Linked DNA regions of Homo sapiens: regions 1 and 3 are each linked to region 2. A link is a loop called in an ENCODE intact Hi-C map of the cell type or tissue named here. Cell type or tissue: GM12878. All regions are shown on one strand. Region 1 overlaps MOV10L1 (Mov10 like RNA helicase 1). Region 2 overlaps CRELD2 (CRELD disulfide isomerase 2). Region 3 holds the start of IL17REL (interleukin 17 receptor E like).

Evidence for each region. Hi-C counts contacts between places; a loop is a spot of excess contacts. Peaks named below come from ENCODE experiments on the same cell type or tissue, not always from the same donor. Only the 100,000 strongest peaks of a DNase experiment are listed, where the experiment ranks them.
Region 1: it touches region 2 in a loop (11-fold over the local background); 15 of 110 quality-filtered maps call a loop at or near these places.
Region 3: a loop joins it to region 2, with 5 times the contacts of the local background. A loop is called at or near these places in 9 of 110 quality-filtered maps.

What each region holds. Positions count from the first base shown.
Region 1 is chr22:50,145,013-50,153,012 of GRCh38, forward strand. MOV10L1 (Mov10 like RNA helicase 1) reads left to right here. Exons shown (of 27, transcript NM_018995.3): 19 at 677-798; 20 at 4,603-4,702; 21 at 5,723-5,887. Among named protein-coding and RNA genes, the nearest start is that of PANX2, 22 kb to the right of the region's middle. In GM12878, a CTCF peak has its summit at 4,313; a DNase peak (open chromatin) is centred at 4,339; H3K27me3 peaks cover 120 bases.
Region 2 is chr22:49,926,454-49,934,453 of GRCh38, forward strand. It overlaps CRELD2 (CRELD disulfide isomerase 2), which reads left to right. Exons shown (of 10, transcript NM_024324.5): 10 at 802-1,084. The coding sequence ends at 854. Among named protein-coding and RNA genes, the nearest start is that of CRELD2, 12 kb to the left of the region's middle. RefSeq lists a silencer at 3,117-3,376 and an enhancer at 4,113-4,162. In GM12878, CTCF peaks have their summits at 3,252 (motif pointing right) and 4,640; a DNase peak (open chromatin) is centred at 4,718; H3K4me3 peaks cover 1,286 bases; H3K27ac peaks cover 1,083 bases.
Region 3 is chr22:50,010,955-50,018,954 of GRCh38, forward strand. IL17REL (interleukin 17 receptor E like) reads right to left here and starts at 1,811. Exons shown (of 15, transcript NM_001371417.1): 1 at 1,591-1,811. The coding sequence starts at 1,692. TTLL8 (tubulin tyrosine ligase like 8) reads right to left here. Exons shown (of 14, transcript NM_001350317.3): 14 at 7,621-7,837. The coding sequence ends at 7,830. RefSeq lists silencers at 1-121, 132-181 and enhancers at 1,696-2,296, 6,347-6,406. In GM12878, a CTCF peak has its summit at 4,238 (motif pointing right); a DNase peak (open chromatin) is centred at 6,177; H3K4me3 peaks cover 749 bases; H3K27ac peaks cover 384 bases.

The DNA of each region.
Region 1 (8,000 bases), 220 kb after region 2:
GCTAACTGCAACCTCCGCCTCCCGGGTTCAAGCAATTCTCCTGCCTCAGCCTCCTAAGTACCTAGGATTACAGGTGTGTGCCACCACATCCAGCTAATTTTGTATTTTTAGTAGAGACAGGGTTTCACCATGTTGGTCAGGCTGGTCACGAACTCCTGATCTCAAGTGATCCACCCGCCTCTGCCTCCCAAAGTGTTGAGATTACAGGCTTTAGCCACTGTGCCCAGCCTGAAATATTGCGTTTAAAAAAGACATTGAAAATAGCTGGGCGTGGTGGCATGCGCCTGTAATCCCAGCTACTCCGGAGGCCGAAGCAGGAGAATCACTTGAACCTGGGAGGCAGAGGTTGCAGTGAGCCGAGATTGCACCATTGCACTCCAGCCTGGGCGACAGAGCAAGAGCAAGACTCCCTCTCTAAATAAACAAACAAACAAACTGAATAGAAAATGTACAAAGTTGTTTTGGGGAAGGGTCTGCAGGATTATGTGTTATATTTGTGGCTCTAGAGTTGATAAAACATGGACTGAATTGATAAGGAAGTATGAGATATTTTGAGAAAAAAACCTTAAATCATGACTTAGACGTAACTAAGAAGTGGTACCAGGGCAAGGTTCCCTTTTGGAATTCTGCTTAATAATTGGAGGAGTAAACTAACTCTACGCCTCCTTGCCCCCAGATAGTTATTGACGCCGTCAAACCGTATTGCAGAGACGGAGAAGACATCTGGAAAGCCTCACGCTTCCGGATAATCATCACCACATGCAGCAGCTCAGGGCTGTTTTACCAAATAGGAGTGAGGTGAGCCCCGGGCATGGAGCGCGGCATGGGGCCTCCCAGGGCAGAGGTCGGAGTCCTCTCCTAGCTTCTGTCTGAGGGGCGGATGACCCAGAGACTCAGTGCTCAGGGAGGGAGGCAGGGCTGTGGGCGAGAAAGGCTGGTTGGGGAGGGCCGTGCCTGAATGGAGCTGGGGAAGCCGAGACCCCAAGGACTCGAAGGAGCCAGCAGTGGGATGGGCAGGCAGATGGACTGGCCCATGCAGAGGCCCCGCGGTGGGGGAGCACTGAGGTCTCCCCAAAGGAGACTGTAGAGCCAGAGCCTCGTGAGCAGGAACGGCCTGAAAGGGGTGGTGAGGGGGAGGCCTGGCGGGCTGTGGAGGGGCCTTTGGACGACCTCTGGTGAGCCGGGAAGCCAGTGAAGGGCTTCTGAGCAGGAGAGTGAGTCTCTTGGAGTGGGCGTGGGGAGGCAGGCTGCCTAGGAAACGGCTGGGCTCTGTAAGGTCAGACCCTGGGGGCCATTTGTGTCCCTGGCGCTGGGGGCTCTTCAGGGGAGACAGGCGGAGGAGATGGATTGTGGGGTGCCGGCTGTCATAGGAGGACCTCCCCTGGGGGCTGGGAGGAAGAGCTTCGAGCCCAGGGAGGCTGAGTGAGGACCAAGGCACTCTCAGACCCCAGTGCAGGGGGGTGGGGTCGGGGAGGCAGCAGGCAGCTCCCTCTCAGTGCATAGAGCCAGACAGTGTCGGGGGCACAGGCTGAGGGTGAGAGAGGGAGAAGCCAGGGCCTCTGAGGGAAGCCCCACCCTCCCTGACGGCCTGGAGACAGGTCGCTCTGAACAGTGTCCAGCGTCACAGTGGTCGTGACCCTCCCTGACAGCCTGGAGACAGGTCACCCTGGACAGTGTCCAGCGTCACGGTGGTCGTGAGGGTGACCACAGGAGGTGGTCCGTCAGCTCCACATGGAGCAAAGGCACAGCCAGCCACGCCTATCACAGCGTGTCACGGATGGTTTCATCGGCGCGTTTAACTCTCTCACATACATGATGTCCTTTCATCATGAGATTAGTAGAACGTGATTGATGAGACACTTTACATTTTTTTTGGTTCAAGTCTTCAAAATCCACCATGTATTTTACACTTAGAGCATGTCAGGTTTCAGACTAGCCACTGTGCGGTGCCCGAGAGCCGTGTGTGGCTACCGGATTGGACAGCACGGATCTGAACAAGACAGGGATTTTTTTTGTTAATGTGTGTTGATGAGTCAAAGGTCAAGAGCCGAAGAGCCAGTCCTCACTGGGGTGCAGAGGGCTCTTTGGGGGCAGAGCGGGCACTGCATGGACCCTGCACCCTGGAGCTGATGTTCAGGTAGTGGGAGGAGGTGGCCGGCCAGGGCAGGCCGCTCTCTCAGAGGCACTCTGTGCAGAAGCAGGGAGGGTGCTGCAGGCCGCTCTCTCAGAGGCGCTCTGTGCAGAAGCAGGGAGGGTGCTGCAGGCCGCTCTCTCAGAGGCGCTCTGTGCAGAAGCAGGGAGGGTGCTGCAGGCCGCTCTCTCAGAGGCGCTCTGTGCAGAAGCAGGGAGGGTGCTGCAGGCCGCTCTCTCAGAGGCGCTCTGTGCAGAAGCAGGGAGGGTGCTGCAGGCCGCTCTCTCAGAGGCGCTCTGTGCAGAAGCAGGGAGGGTGCTGCAGGCCGCTCTCTCAGAGGCGCTCTGTGCAGAAGCAGGGAGGGTGCTGCAGGCCGCTCTCTCAGAGGCGCTCTGTGCAGAAGCAGGGAGGGTGCTGCAGGCCGCTCTCTCAGAGGCGCTCTGTGCAGAAGCAGGGAGGGTGCTGCAGCCCAGCTGCAGAGGCCCCACAGCGTTAGTTGGCCACTGGGGGCGGCTGGAGTGGGGAGGGGCACTTCAAAGGGCAAAGAAGTAGCAATGTCATCTGGCAAAAGTGACATTAAATAACTGCAATTAATACAGAATTGAAACCTAAATACTTACATTCTAGGAAAGATACATAATGTTAATTTTTTTCAACAGAAATAGGGACATGAGATGGGGAAATGGCAGTTTGCTGATTTCCACATCTTTCACTGGGAGGGGTTCACGGTGTCACTTGTGAAATCCGTGTCTTGAGAGTTACACATTGATACCTGAAGTGAAAGGTGTCAGCTGACCGTGAGTGGATGCAGGACATGTTGGGCCCAGCACTGCTGTAAGCAGGAGCCCGCCCCCGCACAGGTCTGACCACAGGGTCTCACCCCACAGTGGGACACCTGAGGCTCAGAGGTGATGGATTTGCCCAGCATCTAGGGTTGGAGAGGGGAGATCCTGGAATCAGCAGTGAGAAGGGTAAACGTGGGCTCGGCAGTGAGGACGGTGCGGGCCCAAGGTGCGTCCTGTTGAGTGTTGGCGTGGCTCCGGACACTCTCTCTGCCCCATACCTGCTTCCTCAGGCATCAGGACATGTTTCTGCCCCAAGAGCATTTCCCCACTGAGGCCTCCTGACCACAGAGCAGAAGCTGCTGGGGTGGGCGAGCCAGGGAAGCCGGGGCACCTGTTCCTCAGCTCATGGCCCCAGGTGGGGTGGCCCCTCTGCACTCTAGAAACAGATCATGTGCCGAGCGAGCTCCTGCTCTCCGCTCAGTCCCACAGCCTTCCCATGCAAGAGTTCCGCAGCTTCTCCTGACGACTCCTTCCCGCAAAATCCCCACCCCGTCCATCAGCAACGCTGTGGACTCTCTGCTCCTGCACCTCCCTTACCTCCCTTGTCACACGGAGAAGGAAGAGCCGGACAGGTACCCGCCAGGAGGGCTGCTCTGTAGCTGGGAACCTCACTGAGTTTGCAGCAGGGGCCAGAATTGTGGGGAGCCATTCTAGAGACCGCATTTTCTTTTTTTCTTTTTTTTTTTTTTTTATGAGATGGAGTCTTGCTCTGTCACCCAAGCTGGAGTGCAGTGGCGCGATCTCAGCTCACTGCAAGCTCCGCCTCCCAGGTTCACGCCATTCTCCTGCCTCAGCTTCCCGAGTAGCTGGGACTACAGGCGCCCGCCACCACACCCGGCTAATTTTTTTGTATTTTGAGTAGAGACGGGGTTTCACCGTGTTAGCCAGGATGGTCTTGATCTCCTGACCTCGTGATCCACCCATCTCGGCCTCCCAAAGTGCTGGCATTACAGGCGTGAGCCACTGCGCCCGACCAACCCCATTTTCTTAATGGTGCCGCAGATTGGGAAGTGGCTCCCAGGGCCTCAGCCTATTGGCATGCAGGCCAGGCAGTGCCCAGCTGAGAGTGGCTCACAAGGATGAGTCAGGAGGAAATGAGCGGATGGCAGGAGAGGCTGCCATCTGTGGCCGCCTGCATGGCCAGGCCTGTTCTCAGCGCTTTACAGCGGCCAGTTCAGCTGCTCTCACCTCAGCCACCTCCCGAGAGACACGTGGGAGGTGGAGGCTCAGAGAGGGGAAGTCAGGACTAGAGCCTGGGCATTTTGATAATGACAGGAGTGAGACGCAGGTGGAGAGCAGGCCAGGAGCCTGCGGCGCTTCTCCTGTGAGCTGCCCCCAGGAGGCGCTCGTGTGTTGCCCATCGCTCCCACCCCTTCTTCCCTCCACATCTCTAGAAATACAGACGCTGCGTGCAAAGCACTGGGTGCTGATGTGGCTTAGCATCTCCTGACACCTGTGGCCTGTCCTCCCTCCAGCCGGGTGACACCCAGACCCCCAGCTCCTGCACACCCCTGGGCAACCCTGCTGTGCCCCCGGGGTGCTGAGCGTGGCTTTGCCAGTGTGTCAGAGGCATCAATTGCTAAAACAATTCGGCAGAAATTACCATTTAGAACATCTTTGCTCTAGAGTTGGGCACTTCACTCACGTGTTTGTGGACGAGGCTGGGCAGGCAAGTGAGCCGGAATGCCTCATTCCTCTGGGGCTGATGTCGGACATCAGTGGCCAGGTAAGTCCCGACTACTGTGTGTGCTGCTTCCTCCTCACCCCGTTCTCCTGAGGGGATGCAGGCTGCGATCCTGCCGGGAACAGTCACAGCTGTACAGGGGTCAGGTGGAAGTGCCAAGGACCCCGAGGTGTTGGGGGCCATGGGTCTCTATTGTACTTTATTCCTTTTGGACTAGAAGTGAATGTCTTGACTCATTTACTTGTAAAACGGAGGTAAGAGCCATTCTAGGTGTTGGGGATACAGCGGTAAAGTCAGGAATGTGGTCCCTGCTCTGGGTGAGCCGGCCGTTCAGTGCCTGGAGGGGCGGACAGGGCCAGTGCTCCTGCATCTGACCCACTTGCCCCTCAGGCTGCCCTGGCCTCCAGCTCTGTGCATCCTCTGTTCTCTGCTCCCACCTGCTTCCTCCCCGAGTGCTTCTGATGGTGGCGTGGGCATCACCTTGAACTTCCCTGGTTCTCTCACTGTGGCTCATCCAGGCGAGCTCATCCAGTGTCCAGCACTGGACATTTCAGGGTCCTCCTTGGCACCCATCCTAGATGTCTGTCCCAGTCACCAGGCACTGTGGGGCGGAGCATGAAGGTGACGCCTAGGGAGGGAGCAGGGACTGGTCCAGGCAGAGCAGCGGCATAGGGCGGCCTGACCAGGTCAAGGCAACCATGGGCAAGAGGCAAGGGGCAGGTGGGATGGCGGCCAGGGCCAGCCATGCAGAAGCTTCCAGAAGATAGACGGCATCCTTGGGGCTCTTACCACTTTGAGAGATTCGCAGGAGAGAAAACCAGGCTGCAGAAGCCGGGCAGATGGCAGGACTTCGGGGAGGCAGATGGCAGGACTTCAGGGGGAAGCGGGGAGAGACGGCTCCAAGCCCTGTCGGCATTCCCTGGTCTCCCAGTCCCTCCCGTCGTCCCCTGCAGCAAGAGTGAGCATGGGGCCATCCTGCGCACAGCCCCATTCCCACCTGAGCCCGTAGGAGTGGCAGCGGCACCCTCCCTGCATGAGCTGAGACGGGCCCTCTGTGTGCAGATCGTGCTGGCAGGAGACCCCATGCAGCTCGGCCCAGTCATTAAGTCCAGACTCGCCATGGCCTATGGGCTGAACGTGTCCTTTTTGGAACGGCTGATGTCTCGACCCGCGTACCAGAGGGACGAAAATGCTTTCGGTGCTTGTGGCGCACATAATCCCCTGTTGGTGAGTCACAGACTCCAGCGCGTTCAGGTCCCCAGCTAAGCAGACACAGGCTCCAGGGCAGTCGAGCAGCTCACTCTTCTGTCCACCTGAGTCATCTCCATCCGTGGGCAGAGTGCAGGGGAGCACCCACCATAGCACCTCCCCCGTCAGCAGAAACTGCAGCCTGGTGCTGATGGCTGAGACTCTGGGGTCAGATTCAGTAAAATAAGTTAAAATCTGTGTTACTCTGTTAACGTTAAGAAAAGCAAGAAATAATTTTTGTGACTTAAAAAGCCTGCCCTAGAGTGACTGCAGGCAGTGTCTCCTCAGTGGTCTCTGACCCCAAGGTCCCACTGAAGTGCAGGTCTGGGCTCTCAGCCAACCTTGCACCAAATTCTGAGGGATGGGCTTTGGGATTTGCATCTTTGGAGCCCCCAGCACACTGAGCTTGGGCCTCCAGGGCCCATCATTCAACAGTGAACCAAGTAGCCTCAGTTTGTAAGCCCCTGTAGCCCACAGAAAAACAGTCTCCATCTGATTCCCATTGCCAGTATTAACATCAATAGAAAATGAGGGGCAGTTACCATGGGCAGACTTTCAGGGAAAAGGACTGGACCCCATTCTTGGTTGTCAAGGGTAGGGAGCAGGTGGGGGTCTTCAGGCCAAGGAAGGCCTCATGAGGGACTACCCGCAAGACAGGACCGGCTGTGCCAGGAGGCCATGAAACTGCCCCCAGGAAGATGGCCGGCCGTGAGCAGCTGCTGGGCCCAGAGGGCGCCTGAGAGCTCTGCTGTCCCCCGGAGGTTCGCCTCATCCTCCAGTGCCGCTGTGCGCCTGTACCCGCTAGCTGCTTTGCTGGAGGTGTGGGTGCAGGTGACGTGGCCGCAGCAGGAGAGACCAGCACGCTGCCGTCCCCACCACACAGCCTTCAGGGCAGGTGCATACAGCACAGGGCCACAGGTACAGAAAGACCCTGCCGCACGGGAGGTGAAGGCCTTGTCCTGTGTGGGGCCTGGGCAGTGTCCTGCACCCTCCAACCAGAGCGGCTGCCACAGTGACCCCAGGAGGCTGCATGCTTCCTTTCTCTTCCCCAGCAGCTGCCCATGTCCAGCTAAGGCAGAGGTGCCGTGACTCTAGATCACATTTGGAGTTTGGAGTAGCACGTTGGAGGCTGGACACATTCTATTTAGGCTTGACAGAGTCGGGAGGACTCACGGGGCCAATCATGGCGTTCTCGTGCCAGTGTCATCTGGCGAGTAACAGACAGCACTGCAGGAACACAGGTTTTCACCAACAGGGGCTTTGTTAACTCATCCCAAGGAGGGAGAGCCCTAGGCTTGTTCTCCCCAGCAGTGTCTCCCCGAGGGACAGTCAGTGACAGGAGGGCAGAGGGTGCAGCATTGCATAGAGAGGACGGCTCCCCGCGGCACAGACGCAGCGAGTCCTCATGCCAATACATGGGTCACGTGATGAGCAGGGTCAAGACTGAGCATTGCTCTGACTGGTTGAACTCCTGTAGTCGCTGGAGACCCTCTCTGGCTGCTTACACCAGCACCAGGGGAAGAGCACCTGCCCTGAGTGAGCTTCCCGAGCAAGTTGGAGGCAGACAGTAAAGGTGTCCCATGTACTGGTGATATCACAGTCACCCTCAGCCGCATCAGTGAAGTCACAGCCAGGCCCGCCCAGGGCTGGCCAGGCCCCCAGAGTCACAGTGTCTATGCTCTCCTGGCCCAGGGGCCCAGGAGCTCTTCCTTCCCTGTGGCCAAGCGGAGGCAGGGCTGTGTGGGCCAACAAGATGCTGTTTCCAGGGTGAAGCTCTCAGCACACGAGGGAGGCATCCACCTGCCCTCCACCCGGCTGCTGGGTTCCAGGTGGCAGGAGCCCTTTAAGAGGCCCCTCAGCGGCACCCAGACCCAGGAGAGGAACAGAGGGCAGCCGTCACACCCTTTTCTTCCTGATGTTTCCATTTTCTATTCAGATGGACCCTTGGCTTGACCATCATCCAAGGGCTTGGTCTGGGGGCAGGCGACACACAGGGGCGCAGGAGCAGAGTCAGGCTTGGAAGTCAGGCAGGCCTCACGTTTGCTGTGCAGAGCCGCTTTTCGTTCGACAGAAACTGTGCCGGGTACCACCT
Region 2 (8,000 bases):
CAAATAAAAGCAATTCCACATCTAGAAGCATCGTAGTAAACAGCAACAGCAAGACAGAACTGAGGGGTTAGCAGAGACGGACAGGCCAGAAGACAAGGCTGCCTGCTACCCCCTCGGTCCCCTCTGCCCTGGGCTGGCCCTGCCTCTTGCCCCTCCCTCCCCCCACCCTCGGTCCCCTCTTGCCCCTCCCTCCCACCACCCTGGGTCCCCTCTTGCCCCTCCCTCCCCCCACCCCGGGTCCCCTCTTGCCCCTCCCTCCCCCCCTCTTGCCCCTCCCTCCCCCCACCCCGGGTCCCCTCTTGCCCCTCCCTCCCCCCACCCCGGGTCCCCTCTTGCCCCTCCCTCCCCCCACCCCGGGTCCCCTCTTGCCCCTCCCTCCCCCCCGTCCCCTCATTCTCCTCCCTCCCCCCCACCCTCGGTCCCCTCTTGCCCCTCCCTCCCCGTACCACCCTCAGTCCCCTCTTTCTCCTACCTCCCCCACCCTCGGTCCCCTCTTTCTCCTCCCGCCACAACCATTGTTCAGGCTCCCATTCTGCCAGGCCGCAAGGAACCCCTTGCCGCTCCCAACTCTGCATCCTCCACACCCACGGCAGCGTGGGGGCTCTGAAATGCCGTCTGCCTCATCTCTCATCTGCTTTGTGGGAAACGGGGGTCTCCGAGCTGCCCTTGGATGGCTGCGTCCGGGGCTTTGAGCCAGGACTGGACGGGCAGGCCCTGCACATGCGCTGCTGTCCTGGGAAAGGCCTCATCCCCAGGGCCCTTTGTGCTCAGCCTTGACGACCTATGCTTGTTTTCTGACAGAAGCCACAGAAGGAGAAAGCCCGACACAGCTGCCCTCCCGCGAAGACCTGTAATGTGCCGGACTTACCCTTTAAATTATTCAGAAGGATGTCCCGTGGAAAATGTGGCCCTGAGGATGCCGTCTCCTGCAGTGGACAGCGGCGGGGAGAGGCTGCCTGCTCTCTAACGGTTGATTCTCATTTGTCCCTTAAACAGCTGCATTTCTTGGTTGTTCTTAAACAGACTTGTATATTTTGATACAGTTCTTTGTAATAAAATTGACCATTGTAGGTAATCAGGAGGAGAACGGGCGTGGGTTTGTCTCATTAATCAGGACGGACCTTTACCACTGAGTTTGCACCTGTCCTGCCAGAGCCGGGAGTGACCAGGGCTGCCGAGGTCCGCAGAGGCAGCAGGTCCGGTCCTGGGCTGGTGGCTCTGCTGTCCCTGAACAGGGCTCACGTGCCGCTTGGGGGAGGAGGGGAGGGCCCTGCCTTGGGCGAGAACCTGAAGACGTGACCAGGTGGGTTTCAGGGGTCCAACCTATGGGCCCTCTTCAGTGATTCAAAGGATGTACAAGCAGGGACCCTCAGGCAGGGGAAAAGCATCTTTGGGGGCTTCGCTGGAGGAAACAGCCACTCACAAACCGCAGGGCCTGCCCGTTCCTCATCTGGGAATGAAGACACTGCAAGAAGAAAGCTGGCTGCGGGTGAGAGGCTGCAGGCTCTGGGAGCTCCGTTCCGGGGGGCCATGGCCTCCTCCCTGGGCTCCTCATAGCCCCCAAGTCCCACTTGGCCTGGTCCCCACCACCCACTCCTCAGTCACGCCGCCCCTCCTGTCGCCTCCCCGCGCCACCCCGCCGATGCCGCCAGTGGTAGGTGGCTGTCCTGCTCCTGCCCTGGCCCCCCCTTCCCAGGCCGTGCACCATCCTGGCACTACTGACCTCCATGTCCACACTGTTCTGTACCCACGAACCCCATCTCAGTGCACCTATGCTCACTGGGCCCCAGGTGGTCACGCTTACCTGGGTATTGGAAGAGCCCCTGTGGTAGGACTCTGCCCCGTGGGTCCCCGGCCCGCAGAGGCAGCCACAGCCCACTTGGGCAGGCTGAGTGGTGCCTGGCCCTGCATCTCGCCTCTGGCTCTTCCTGAGTCAGTTGCACTCAGCAGCCTCACGGCCTCTCCCTTTCTCCCTCTAACCCTAGGCCAGGGTGCCCCAAATCCCTAGAGGGGGCACAGCTCAGCTTAGGCGAGGTGGGGGCTGCTCTTGTCCACTTCAGCCCTCTCAGGCAGTTTCCGCTTCATGTGCTGATGGGACCACCTAGAGATGAGGTCCTGACGGTGCAGACCAAGGGCAGAGGCCAGAGGGGCGGGGGCTGGGTGGGCCCTTGGGGGGCTCAGAAAGTGGGATCAGAGCATGGTGGAGAGTCCACAGGGATGGCCGTGGAAAGAAGTAGGGAAACACCAGCTGAGTCCCTGGGGGGCCGAGCACCTGAGTCTCCCGTGGGAGGGTGGAGCCACCCACGGGTGGGTGGGAACTAGGCGACCCCAGCGGGAAGCCCAGAAGGCAGGCCTTGTCCCTGGGGGGTACCTGGGGGAGGAAGAGAGGGCGTAGCCAGGGAAGAGGACGCCCCAGGGGAGAAGAGGAGCCAGGCAGGGGCTGGCCCAGGGCCACCTTGTGCACCCTCACGTGCATGGACAGCGGCGGTACAGGCGCCTCCCATGTCCCGCGCGTCCCTGCCCGGCTCAGACCTGCGGAGCCGCCGTTGATCAGGTGGGACCGCGGCCAGGTCTGGGACCCCCGCCCCATCTTCCAGCCGGGACCTCTGTCCTGCTCCTGCCCTGGCCCCCCCTTCCCAGGCTGTGCACCGTCCTGGCACTACTGACCCGCACGTCCACGCTGGAGACGGCGACCCTCCTGGGCCCGGGGAGTCGAGGACGGGAGGTGTACAGGACAGGGGCCGCGGTTCCGGACGTTGGGAGCAGGACCCCGGGCGCGCATATCCACTTTGTCGCCAGTGAACGCTAGGGAGTCCTCGGAGGGGGGTCGGGGCCAGGCCAGGAGAGGTGCCCGCGGGACACGGGGGACGGGGACTGGGGGGGGCGGTTGAGCAGGAATGGGGGACGACCCCGCAAGACCCTGCGGCAGGGCCGAGGCGAGGGCGCAGGCAGGGTCCTTGGAACCGCGGGGCTGGGGTCCACCTGCCCGGGTGCTCGAGGGGCGCCTGCGGGGCTGGGGCTGGGGCTGGGGCTGGGGCCGGGACCGGGAGCGCCGCCTCCTGGGGGGGCTCTGATCCGCCCCTCCCCACGCGGCGCCGCCCGCGCCCCGCCCGCTCCCGCCGGACACAGCGGACCCTGCCTCGGATCGCGACCCCTGCCCGGGCCCAGCAGGTGGACCGCGAGGCCGCGCGAGGTACCGCCCCTCGGAGCCGCCCGGCCTGGGTCGGGGACCGGGACGCGCGCGGCCAGCAGGTGGCGCTGTGGGACCGCCCTGCTCGGCCCGGCTCCCGGGACTCGGCCGGCCCCTGCCCGCTGCACCTGCCCCGTCACACCTCGGCGCTGCCGGGGCGTCTTTCTAAAAGGGGAACTTGGAAGGGGGAGGTTGGGGTGAACTGTGGACCTCCGCTGTCCTTCTGGGCCCAGGCAGAGACCCTGCCATAGCCCTGGGGGAGTCCCACCCTCTGGGAGCCAGGACTGGGGTCTGCAGGGCCGAGAGGGCCTCCACTTTGGTTCCCAGACCCCGGCATCTTGCTTTGGCACATACGCAGGTCCTGGAGATGGCTTCCATCCCCACAGGGCACTCCTTGTCAGGCTAGAAGCTTCTAGAAGTGCCCCCTGGTCAAGCCCACCCCTGGCTTTGCTGTAAACGCGTCCCTTGGTCGAATGCAACAGACAGTGGGCGGGATCCGCAGGATGAGACGTTCTGTGAGCCAGCGGTTCTCAACAGGCAGCTGTTGTGTCCTCCAGGGGACAGGGGACCGCCTCTGGAGGTGCTGTGGGTTGTCACGACCTGGTGAGGAGTGCTTCTGCCAGGGCACAGGACACCCTGCCACAGAGGATGGCCCCCACCAGAGGACAAGCCAGCTCCCGCTGCCACCAAGGCAGACAGATGCTCACAGCAGTCCCTGGACAGGGGCCTGGACCTCAGCCAAGGCATGTTAGACAGGGAGGCGGCCATGGTGTGAACGTGGGTCTGCTCTGGGAACACGAATCATGGGGTGGGGTCCGCGCAGGCCGGGACCACCTATGCGTGCTGCGTCCTGCTGTCCTGGATGTACCACATCCCCCTGAAGATGACCGTTGCCTGCTCAACCTCATGACAGGGCCGGTCTAATAGCCAGTGCCAGCGGGCAAGGCAGAGACACAGCCATGGGGCATCCCATGGCCAGGCTGTGCATCTCCACAGGGGCCCAGAACCACAGCAGGAGTCCTCGACGCAGGCACACACTGAGGATGGCATGGGCCTCCTCTGCACTGTGTTTGGGGAGGGTCTTCCACAGGCACTTGACCTTAACCCCTCCTTTACCACCCGTGCCTTTGGTCTGCAGAGTCAGATCGTAAGTAGCAGCCGGGACACCGGAGTTGGGCTTGGACGGCGGTGGAGCTGGTCCTGCTCTGTGCCTGTTCAGAGCTGTCCTTTTGTGTCCCCCAGTATTGGGTTGGAACAGAGTCCCCAAATGTGGAACATACTGTTCCAGCTCCCAGAAGCCTTCCAGGTGCCGTGTGTCCTGGCGGGGGCTGCAAGAGGCAGCCACTTATCTGTCCTCTGCTTTGGAGGGGATTTTCTCGCTCAGGAGGGCCCAGTGTGCTCACCATGTCTTGGTCATCTGGTCTCATTAGCACAGCACCATCGATAGAGGGGGCCAGTGTGACATCCTGGGGACATTCATTCAGCTGGTGCCAGTCTCTGGATTATTGTGAGAGAGGGCAGGAACGTTACCATAGCCCTGGGGAGGAACTGAGTGTTTCCTGTTTTGAGTTCCAAGGCAGTGTGACTGATCTTCCTGCCAGACAGGAGATGGAGAAGAATGCACACCCAGCAGTGGCCTCACTGCACACCTGGGGCTGGGGAGCCTTCTCTAGCAAAGGCGCCACATCTAGCTGGGTTGTTTTTGCAACAGTCCACTCTCCTCCAGGACCCACCCACCTGCCTTTTGCAGTGGTCAGATTGGTGGAATAAAAGGAGATCCTTGGCCGGGCATGGTGGCTCACGCCACTGTATTCCTAGCACTTTGGGAGGCCAAGGTAGGTGGATCACCTGAGGTCAGGAGTTCCAGACCAGGAACATGGCAAAACCCCATCTCTACTAAAAATACAAAAATTAGCCAGGCACGGCGGCAGGCACCTGTAATCCCATCAACTCAGGAGGCTGAGGCAAGAGAACCACTGGGACTCGAGAGGCGGAGGCTGCAGTGAGCCGAGATCGCTCTGCTGCACTCCAGTCTGGGTGACAGAGCGAGACTCCGTCTCAAAAAAAAAAAAAAAAGGAGATCCTTGCATTCTTTTAGATCTTTAGATGTGTCCCTAGTTTCCCCCAGTTTTGATTTACTATTTTGGGTGGGGATGGTCACAGATTTGCACTGGACTTACCCATTATGATGGCCAAGGAAATGGTGTCTACCATCAAGAATGTCAGCTCCATCCGTCCTGTGACTGGGGAAATGACCCACTGGATGAATGTGCAGACTCGAGGCTGGTGGATCAGACCTGGCCCGAATTCCACTGCTTCCCTGGCTCCTGTCAGCCCCTCGCTCTAACGGGAGCCATGAGGATGCTTCAGGCCTTCAGATGCCAGCATCACTCAAACCCTGTGTCCAGCACTTCTGAAGATGTGTGCGTATTTCCGTTGCACTGTGTCTGGTTACCGAGGTCGGCGGCCACAGGCCGTCTGGTGGTGGTGGCGGGCGGGGGCGGGGGCAGGGGGCCAGAATCATCATGGTGTGGATTTGCCTTGGCGTTGCACATCTTCCTCTTAGGGACTCAGCCTTCACTTTAGTGAGATTTCTCTGGGTCAGAAACCCACTCAGGTCTAGAAACTGGGCAGCGTCATGACTTTTTATTTATTTATTTATTTATTTATTTTTATTTATTTGAGATGGAGTCTGGCTCTGTCACCCAGGCTGGAGTGCAGTGGCGCGATCTCGGCTCACTGCAAGCTCCACCTCCCGGGTTCACACTACTCTCCTGCCTCAGCCTCCCGAGTAGCTGGGACTACAGGCGCCTGCCACCACGCCCGGCTAATTTTTTGCATTTTTAGTAGAGACGGGGGTCTCGCCGTGTTAGCCAGGATGGTCTCGATCTCCTGACCTCGTGATCCACCCGCCTCGGCCTCCCAAAGTGCTGGGATTACAGGTGTGAGACACAGCACCCGGCCCTATTTATGTATTTTTGAGACAGAATCTCACTCTGTAGCCCAGGCTGACAGTGCAGTGGCGCGATCTCGGCTCACTGCAGCCTCTGCCTCCCGGATTCAAGTGATTCTCCTGCCTCAGCCTCCCGAGTAGCTGGGATTACAGGCATGCACCACCACGCCCGGCTAATTTTTGTATTTTTAGTAGAGATGGGGGTTTCACCACATTGGTCAGGCTGGTCTTGAACTCCTGACCTCGTGATCCGCCCACCTCGGCTTCCTAAAGTGCTGGGATTACAGGCGTGAGCCACCACGCCCGGCCTTATTTATCTATTTTCAAGAAAGAGTCTCTCTGTGTTGCCCAGGCTAGAGTGCGGTGGTGTGATCTCAGGTCACTGCAACCTCTGTCTCCCAGGTTTAAGCAATTCTCCTGCCTCAGCCTCCCGAGTAGCTGAGATTACAGGCACCTGCCACCACGCCCAGCTAACTGTTGTATTTTTAGTAGAGATGGGGTTTCACTATGTTGAGCAGGCTGCTCTTGAACTCCCGACCTCAAAGTGATCCACCTGCCTTGGCCTCGCAGAGTGCTGGGATTACAGGCTTGAGCCACCACGACCGGCCCTGACTTTTTATTGGAGCGAGTACCCTTGACCTCCGCATCACACAACCCTAATATATTTTGCTCCAACAAGCTGAGCAGTCTCTTGTGGGCTGCCTGTCCCTCTCCCAGGAACATGCTGTTCTATCAGCCACCTCCACAACCCCACGCAGCTCTGACCCTGGGCCCGCTCCAGCCCTGCAACTCATTAGAGAGCTGCCTTCACAGCCACTGATGGTCAAATGCTGCTGCCTGGCCATCACCCCCGTCCCTGTCAGCCAGTCCAGTGCTGTGACCGTCCCCTGCTCTCAGTTCCAGAGGACAGCTGGGATCTGTGGTGCCACATGACTTTCAGCCCCTGTCTGCGGTGGCTGTTCTGACATTCACCCCTCCTCACGTGTGTCCCACACTCCAGGAGCCTCTGGGCCGTGAAACAGAGCAGCAGAGGACACCGCCTCCTGGGGTCCTAGTCCTCAGAAAAGGGCCCACAACCCGTCAGCTCTCCGCCGTCCACCACATGCAGCTTATCTGGCTGGGCACGGCTTCGGGTCCCGGGCTCCTTCAGGCTGTGGCCCCTTTGTCACTGGGCCAGCACATCCCCACCAGGATACACTGCAACTTAATCCCAGGAGGGTCTCGGGCAGGTCCTGGGTAATCCCAGGAGGGTCTCGGGCAGGTCCTGGGGAGCCGGGGCAGGGGGCCGGCCTCTCCCACGGAGGAGGCACGGTTTGGAGACATCCTGTTTCTTCCCAGCCAGCACCGAGGCCGGGGCACAGCAGACCCCCGGGGATGGGGTCACCTATTGGTGGCCCCTCTGGTCACTGAGTCTGTGCGTGTTCTCCTGGCCTCTCCATGCAGCCTTCTGTTGTTTTTCCAGAGCTTCAGGGGCGGGCACCAGCAGCCCCCCGAGGACACTGTTCTCAAGGTTGTGCCCCCTGGACTCTCACCCCAGGCTCACCCACCCCAAGAGTGCAGGCCCCTTCCCGTCGCGTCCACCGCCAGTGGTGCCCGCTGGACAGAGTGCCTTTGCCTGTACACCTCCCTGGCGCTGCCTGTCTGTGGCTGGCTCCAGAGTGGCAGGCGGTCTTGGCGCCTCAGCCATGTCCTCAGCTGACCTGGGGGCTGGGTGAGGTGAGGCACCCTGAGACTTCTTCAGCGTGCTGAGCTGTGAGGAGGGGGCTGGGCCTTTGGCCACCACAGGATGACTCAAAGGGTGTGGCCTTCAGTGGGGTGCTCTCCTCAGCCTGCCCCTGCTGCTCCCTCAGCCCCCCG
Region 3 (8,000 bases), 85 kb after region 2:
CCCAAGCTCCCCTGCATGCGGCCCAGCCTCCCGCCGTCACCCGCGCGGGTCCCCCCCCAGGGCGCGGCTGTAGCCCCAGCCTCCCCTCCCTGGCTTCCCCCCGCGGGCAGGGGCTCCCGCGCCCCCTCGCAACCACCGCCCTGTCCAAGGCTGCCCAGGCAGCGCCCCTACACCCACCTCCAGCTTCCCGCTCCTCTTGTCACCCCTTGACCCCTCCTGCTCAACCCTCCCCACCCCATCTTCCATGAGACCCTCCCTCAGCCCCGCCAAACCCCTCCTCTCCTCTCCCCTCCAGCACTTCCCCTCCTTCCTGGCCTCTTCCACCCGCCTCAGCCCCTGCCCTTGCCCCTGCCCCTTTCCTTGGAGTACTGAGGGTTCAATCTTGGTCCCCACCCATTCCCCAGGATCACCTGGCCGTCCTAGCGTGGACAGCGCGGTCACACCTCGGACCGGGAGGCTGCCTGCATACCCCGCAGCCGCCTCAGCAAAGCTTTCCAGCTTGCACTTCAAGGCCGCCTCCCCCCATGTCTCCCAACTCAGGGACCATTTCCTCCCAGAGGCAAAAGTCGATTCTGAGGTCTCATCTCTCGCTTCTCCTTCCCCCTCCTAGCCAGGATCCCCAGGCCTGCCCCCTCCCTGTTTTCCATCTCCACTGCAGGGTGGCATCCGGTGGACACCCCTCCCACCTGAACCCGCCCATCTCCCCTGCTGCCACCGGTTCCCACGCATCCCAGCCTGCTTTCTTCCTTGTTCCACGAATGCCCTGTGGATCTGAGCCTGCCCATGGCACCCAGCACTCCAGCCCTTGCTGCTCCCCTCCCTGAGCTGAGCCCTCTGCTGGACCCGTCTCAGGCCCTGTGGAGCTGCTGGATGTCCCCGCAAGTGTCCCCTGAGGTGACCAGGCCACCACCCTAAAGGCACATCTTGCTAACTGCTGTCCCCATGCCAGGAACGGTGCACCCAGCAGGTCCTCAGTGAGTCCTCCCTTTCCGGGACACCTTCTGTGCCCTTTCCATGCCTGTGTCCCCACTGTGCCCGGCCAGCCTTGGGCACCGGGGCCCCTTCCTGGGATGCTGGGTACACTTCCTGCTGCAGGTGCTGATGAAGCGCCCTCTCCTGTAAGGCTGAGTGAGTGGGCTGTGCAGTGAGAGCCCTCCACCCCAACCCAGCCACCTCCACTGCCAACATCTCATTCTCAGCACGTTCTCCGAGTGTTTCCTTGGCAGGTGTCTACACAAGCCCAGGTGTTGCGGGCTCCCGATGGCTCAGAGCAGCCGAGCGGGGTGGGGTGGGAGCCCCGGATGGGCTTGCGGGCTGCCCTAGATTCTAACACAGCCTCCTTGGAGGTCACAGGTGGGTCCGAGGTGGGCTCACCCTGCCTTGAGCTTCCAGCAAACACTTCCCGGAGCAGCTCGGCAGGGTCAGGCCAGGTCTCCCATCCTTCTTTCACCAGCGCTGCCCTCGGACCCCCCAGGGCCCTGCAACCCCTCACCTGCTGATGTGCTGAGAGCGTCAGGCCAGACCCACCTGAGGAGAAACCAGGGCCTTATCTGCCACAGTGTAGGGGCCTAGGAGGAGGCAGGAGCTTACCTGAGAACAGGAGAGGCCACATTCTGTAATCCGGGGGATGGCCAGGCTCTGGAAAGTGCCCCAGGTCAGGCCCAAGAACGCGAGTGCTTGCCCAGCCAGCATCTGGCTGTGCAGTGAGAGCTCCCACTGGTAAGCGTGGATGTGAGTGGGGCAAGTTTGCAGGATGCCCTGTGGCAGCGGCTCCAGGCTGACCCTGCAGCTCCAGCCCCAAAGACAAACAGAGGGTGGAGGCTGCTCTTCACAGCTGGAGCGAGCGAGACACTCCCCCTCCCGGCAAAACAGGGCTCGCTTCACAGACAGCAGCCCGGGAGACTTTCCACCGCCTGGGGCCAGAAGACTGTGGCCAGACACTTGTGGAGTTTCTAGGTTTCCAAAGGAAGCATCCAGAAACCTTGGGGCCTTTGGGGTCCGAGGACACCCTAATGGGGTTCCCCACAGGGCGGCCACTGGTGCAGAGATGGCTCCAGGCCGGCGGGATAGGCTGCCGCCGGCGTGCACCTCCCTCAGGCATGCATGAGGCCAGGAGGGTAGACAAGGGCCCTGGAAAGCTGGCTGGGCTGGCAGAGGGGTGGAATCTGTCCTGGGCACTCATACCCCAGAGCCCCTGGCTTCAGCCCCAGCCCCTAAGGGGAGCCCTCTCCTAAGACCTGAGATTCCACCCAAGTCCCTGGCCTCCACCTCCCCTCAAGATGCAAAAGGCCACCTCCCCTGTGTGGTCCTCCCTATGAGCCCCCCCCCACTCCGGAGGGCACCCCCCGAGGCTGGGAACTCTGGGGCCCAGCCTCTGCTCAGGGAGCCGTTCTGTGTCATCTTCTTATTTGGAGCATCAAATGCATAGGAAAGTTTCTGGGCAGAAGCTTACTGCTTCCCATTTGCCTCCAGCCAGGGCAGGGGGTTGGAGAGAACCAGGGTGCAGTTCTTGGGTCCTCCTGGCTCCTCCCTTCCTGGACAGGCACAGAGGCTTCTGCACCTGCCTCAGGTTCTGGGAGGGCACTGCCCCACGTGTGTGTGTGTGTGTGTGTGTGTGTGTGTGTGTGTGTGTGTGTGTGTGTCTGTGTGTGTGTGGGGGGGGGATGGCGGGAGTTAATAGCTGGGGAGCCTGGGAGTGTCTAGCTGGGGTGTTCTGCCTGGAATACCCACAGGACACCCCAAGTGTGGAGGGCGGCACCACCCCCAGGCTGGGAGAGGCTGTGGGCCTCACACTGTGGGCTCGGGTAGTCAGGAGGGAGCTTGAGAAACAAGCTCTGGGGTTCGGTCCCAGGGGAGGGAAGGCGGCAGGGGCTGCTGTGACCGTGAAGTCCTCCCTCCCTCCCACCACCCCGCACTGCCCACCTCCCTGCCTCCTGGGCCAGCACCTCGACCCTGCCCCCGCCTGGCCTAGAGCCCTCCATGGGCTGGAACTTATGCACTCACTGCTGGGCAGAGTAGATGGGGCTGAGCCCGCCCCCTGCAGCAGCGTGCCTGTGGCCACAATGCCCTGGAGAGAGTGGCTAGTGCCAGCCTCCATGCCACGGCATGGTCAGCAGCAGGCAGGCACATTTGGGGGTGGCTCAGGACGGGCCACTGTCATCCCCTATCCCAGGCTGGCTGAGCTGTAAGACAGATACTCCAGCTGGGCCTCGCCCCTCAGCCTGGCCTCCAGCCCTCCTTATACCAGGGGACGATGGGGGCTGCTGTACTGTGGCAGGGGTGTCCCAGACGATGTCCATGGGCACGGCCAGCAGGATCATTGGGAAAGGACAAATGTCCCTCCCCCATGGGCCCACTCACACCCAAACCTCTCTCCAGGCCTCTCTGGGACAGGCCCCCACCACGACACACCCGTTGCCTGAAGGCGCCATCCCAGCGTGCCGTGACGCAGGCAGGGGCTGCAGGTGGCCAGTAGTCGGTGATCTCGTGTAGGGACGGCCCACGGGGTGTGGCTGGTGCTGGTTCCAAGGCCCAGGGAAGGACAGTGGGGCCGGCCTCTGCCCTCTGCCCCAGGCCCCCGGCCACCCTCTCCAGCCTGAGGTCAGAGGGCTCCAGCCCTGTCTCTGAGGGCTGGGGGATTGGCCCTGCTCAGTATCCATGAAGAGCCAGGCCACGGGCTCCTGGGCGGGCCCCGGCCACCGAGATCACCCACCGCAGCTGGGCGAGGCCTGGGGTGGGGGTGGGGTCTTTCCAAGTCTGGGTCTCCAGGGCAGCACGGCCACACAGCCCAGTGACCATCGGTCGCCCAGAAGCCCAACGGTGAAGGGATCTGAGGGTCCAACCCCGGGGGCTCCCTCCGCGCCCGCGCTGGGCACCAGATGGGAGGAAACGGGGTGCGGAGACCCTGGGCGGCGCCGAGACTCGTCGGACGAACGCGGGAAGGAACGAACCAGCGTCCGCCCGGGACCCGGGCTGGAGCCTTCCCCAGAGCGGCTCGGAGGGTCCGGAGCGGGTGCGGGGGTGCTGGGCACGAGGTTCCCAAGAAAACCACGGCGAGGACGCGGGTTCACCACAACAGCGCTGTGTTCTCGGCCTCAGCTCCGCGCAGGTTTCCACGGAGACGCGCGTGGCTCCGGGTCGTCGTCCTGGTCCCCGCGCCGGTCCCGACTCACGGGGTCCGCGGGCTGCAGCTCCGCCCGCCGAGCCGCACGAAGGACGCGCCCTGCAGGACCGCGGCGCAGAACGAGCGGCAGCGCTTGCAGGGCCCGGCGGGTGGCAGCAGCCCGCGGCACACGAGGCAGGGCGGCGCTCGGGGGTCCCTCGGCAGCCCTGGGGAGGGAGGGGCGCTGAGACCGCGTGCGCCGGCCCCACATTCCCCGGCCGCGCCTCCCTCCACCCCGACAGCACTCGCCCGCCCCGGCGCGCCCCGGGACTCCCCACCCCCTACAGCGCCTTCCTCCACCTGCAGTCGCGTCCCCGGGCCCCGCCCACCCCGCCCCCCGCCACCGCTCCTCCAGCCCACTGACCTTCCCACACCCCCCGGGAACCCTGGACTGCGTCCACAGACCCTGAGCCCACAGATCCCTGAAACCTCGCCCCTGTCCTCTCCTACCCCAGCCCACCCCCGACCGCGCCCCAGGCCCCCTGACTGTGCCTAGCGCCCCTTGACCTCGACCCCAGGTCCCCGGACCGCACCCACCCGTCCCTCAATCCACACCCACCAACAGGCGACGCCCGCGCCCCTCAAGGCCACGCCCCCAGGCAGGCCCCCCAGGGTCACCCTTATCACCTGCAAGACCAGCCCCAGGTGGCTCCCAACTCGCTCCTGCATGGAGCCCACCTGCTTCCCCCAGCTTTCGGAAAACCAAGACCTCCACTCAAACGCAGGGGGGCGGGGGTAGGGTGTCGTCCCTCTGGGATGAAGGCTCTGCGGATGGGAGGTCCCCTTCCCCACCCCCCTCACCCTCCCTAACGCCCCTCCACCTGGCCCCCCACCCCAGAGGGGCAGTCCAGCTCTGCCTCTAGCTTGTCAGCCTCTCTCAGCCCTCCTCCAGGTGAGTCCTGCCTAGAAGGACCCAACCGGCCAGGAGATTTGGAGAAGAGCAGCCCCCACCCCAACTCGTCCTGCCCTGCTGTGCCTGGGCTCAGGTTCAGATGCCTGGTGCTGAGGACCCATCCCCACTGGGCCAGGACCAAGTGGGTGGTGGGTTCAGGACGGTGCCTGCAGGCGAGGGCCAGCAGCATGCTGGGCCAGCCACAGAGTCCCAGGATGGGTCAGCAGCTGGAGGGGTCAGGAGGGAGGTGGGAGTGTTAAGACTGGGGGTGCTCCAGGAGCCACCGAGTCCCCACAAGAGGCTGCACCCAGTGCAGGCCATCTGGACACACTGGCACCTTCGAAGTGGGCCTGGGCTGGGGCTCCTGGTGGAGCTAGAAGACCTGCTACCCACAACCTGTGGTCAGACCTCACCAGGGCCCATGGGCAGTTCTGATGCCAGGAGCTGCCGGAGGAAGCACACCCCAGGCCCACCATCCCACGTGGTGCCCGTGGTCTGGCAGGCGGCCACGTGGTGCCCGTGGTGTGGCAGGCGGCTGCAGACCGTGCCCTCTCCTGCATGGACTCAAAGGTGGCAGCCGTGATGGGTGAGAGCAGGTAGCTGCCGTCCACCGCAGGGCTGGCCACTCAGCAAGGCCACCCCCTGCATGGGAGCTGCTGCGTTTTGAGAACTTTCACGCAGTTCCTCGGAGCGTCACAGGATAGGCAAGGCTGGCAGGTGTGACCACCATGTGTCCCTTTCATCCGAGAGGCTGGGGCCTTGGCCTGGCTCTCACTGGCCTCCAACCGCTGTCCTTGCCCTGGGGCTGTCCCGGGTCCCTGGCCAGCCCTTCTCAGTGGGGTGAGCCTGTGCCAAGCCCCGTCCCCCATGTACTGGGGCTGGTGAGTCAAACTTCAGGTTGCCCAGGCCAGGAAGGACTAGGGGAAGGCCAGCCTGCACACTTGCTGCAGCTATAGCTGGTGGGGGAGGGACAGAAGGAGCCCCAGGGTGGGGTAGGGATGTGGGGTGAAGAGGGGACTCCCTGGTTTTCCTAGCCGCCAGGGCTGTAGGTTCCCAAGCAGCCACAGCCCAGCCCAGAAGTGCAGGCACCACCCTGCTGGGGCACCCACCGCCCACGGCAAACTCCGAGCCCCAGGCTGAGTCACTCTTCCTGGGGGGCTGGGTGGGGAGAGCCCCCAGTGCCTATGCAAAGCAGTCCTTGGCTTCCGGGAACCTCGGAAGGGCTGGGCCAGCTTGGCCCATAGGACAGGCCAGGGCCCACGTGGCACAAGCAGGGCATGAGCAGCAGGAAGAACGAGGTGGGAACAGCTCCCACTCCCCAGGGCTCTCATCCCAGCGGAGAGACGCACGGAGGCCGGGCACAGGACTGGGAGGTCAAATCTGCCAGGGTGGCCCAGCGCAGCAGGCCAGGTAGCACTGCGGGGCAGGGCCTTGTCCCCCAGGCACCCAGGGCCTGATGGGACCCACCGGGGTGCCCAGAAAGTGTGTGTCCAGTAAGTCGGGGCAGAGGCTGGGCCCACCCTAAGTGAAGGAGGAGGGGACGTGGTGTCTGCGGCTCTCCGTGTGTCTGTGCGTGATTAATGGAGCATGCATGAGCTAACCGAGCAGCTGGTGTGGGGCCTGGACCCTGCTGAGGGAGGGGAGGCCCAAGGCCTGGGCCCCAACCCTGTATGGAGGCCAGGGCTGGGGTGAGACTCATTGTGGGGTGTCAGCAGGCTCCGGGGAGCCACTAAAGCCCATGGGGTGCACTCAGTACCTGGGAGTCTGGGACCCAGACCAGCCCTTCCAGGGAAAACCACCAAATAAGGGCATAAGATAGGAAAAGCATCACAAAAACAAGCAAAAGCAGCAGGCAAGACGGTAAAGGAGGACCAGGTCCAGGCCAGGGAAGGTGAGTGAGCCCAAGGAGAGGGCGCTCTGAAAGGTGCCCGGCCCCGAAGCTCCTCCCTCTGAGACTTTGCCACCAGGGCCACCTGGAGCTCTGGGTCCCAAGGCCCTGGAGTGTGGGGACAGAAGACACCCCATGCCCCCAACAATATGCAGCCCCAAACAGCTGGGTGCAAGGGTGAATCAAAAACAGCAGGGTATGGTGCACACCTGTGGTCCCAGCTACTCAGGAGGCTGAAGTAGGAGGATCGCTTGAGCCTGAGAGTTGGAGGCTGCAGTTGGAGGCTGTGACTGCACCACTGCACTCCAGCCTGGGTGACAGAGTGAGATCCTGTCTCAGAAAAAAAAAAAAAGAAAGAAAAAAGATCAAATAATTTTATTAAAAAGTAGAACTTCTAAAAATGAAAACTTTAAGAAATTAAAACTTCAATGGGTTGATAGCATTCTGAAATGAGCTGGAAGACAGGCGAGGAGATATTTTTAGAATGCAGCACAGGCAGCTAAATAAATCAAACAAAGAAGTGGGAGACTAAAAGATACCGGGAGAGAGAGAAGGCTTAGCAAACATTTAGTTTGTATTCCAAAGGGAAAGAGACAGAACGGGGTGGAGGCAATATTTAAAGACATAATGGCTGAGAGAGTCCCATAATTGAATAATGACACCAGCGCACACATCAAAGACATTCAAATTCCAGGTTGAATAAGTAAAAATCAAACTGAACACTCAAAAGCTGGCAGATAGAACTGACAGCTCCCCTTGGAGAGTGATGGCTGACTCTGCTGATTTTCCCAGAGCCACAGCAAAGACAAGATGGTGGAAAGACGTATTCAATGTTCGGCGGGAGAGTGGCTGCAACCTGTACTCCTGCTGCAGAGAATCTGACGCTGTCATGAACCTGTGTGGAAAAGATATTGACAGACCAAAAGCTCATCCGAACGTCCCATCACTGGCACCTTCCTAAGGGACACTGTCTTGAGCAGAAAGAAAGTGGTTCAGAATGAACATGGTTGGAAGTCTGAGACTCAGGAAGAGTGAAGGGCAAAGAGGAATGTATGTAG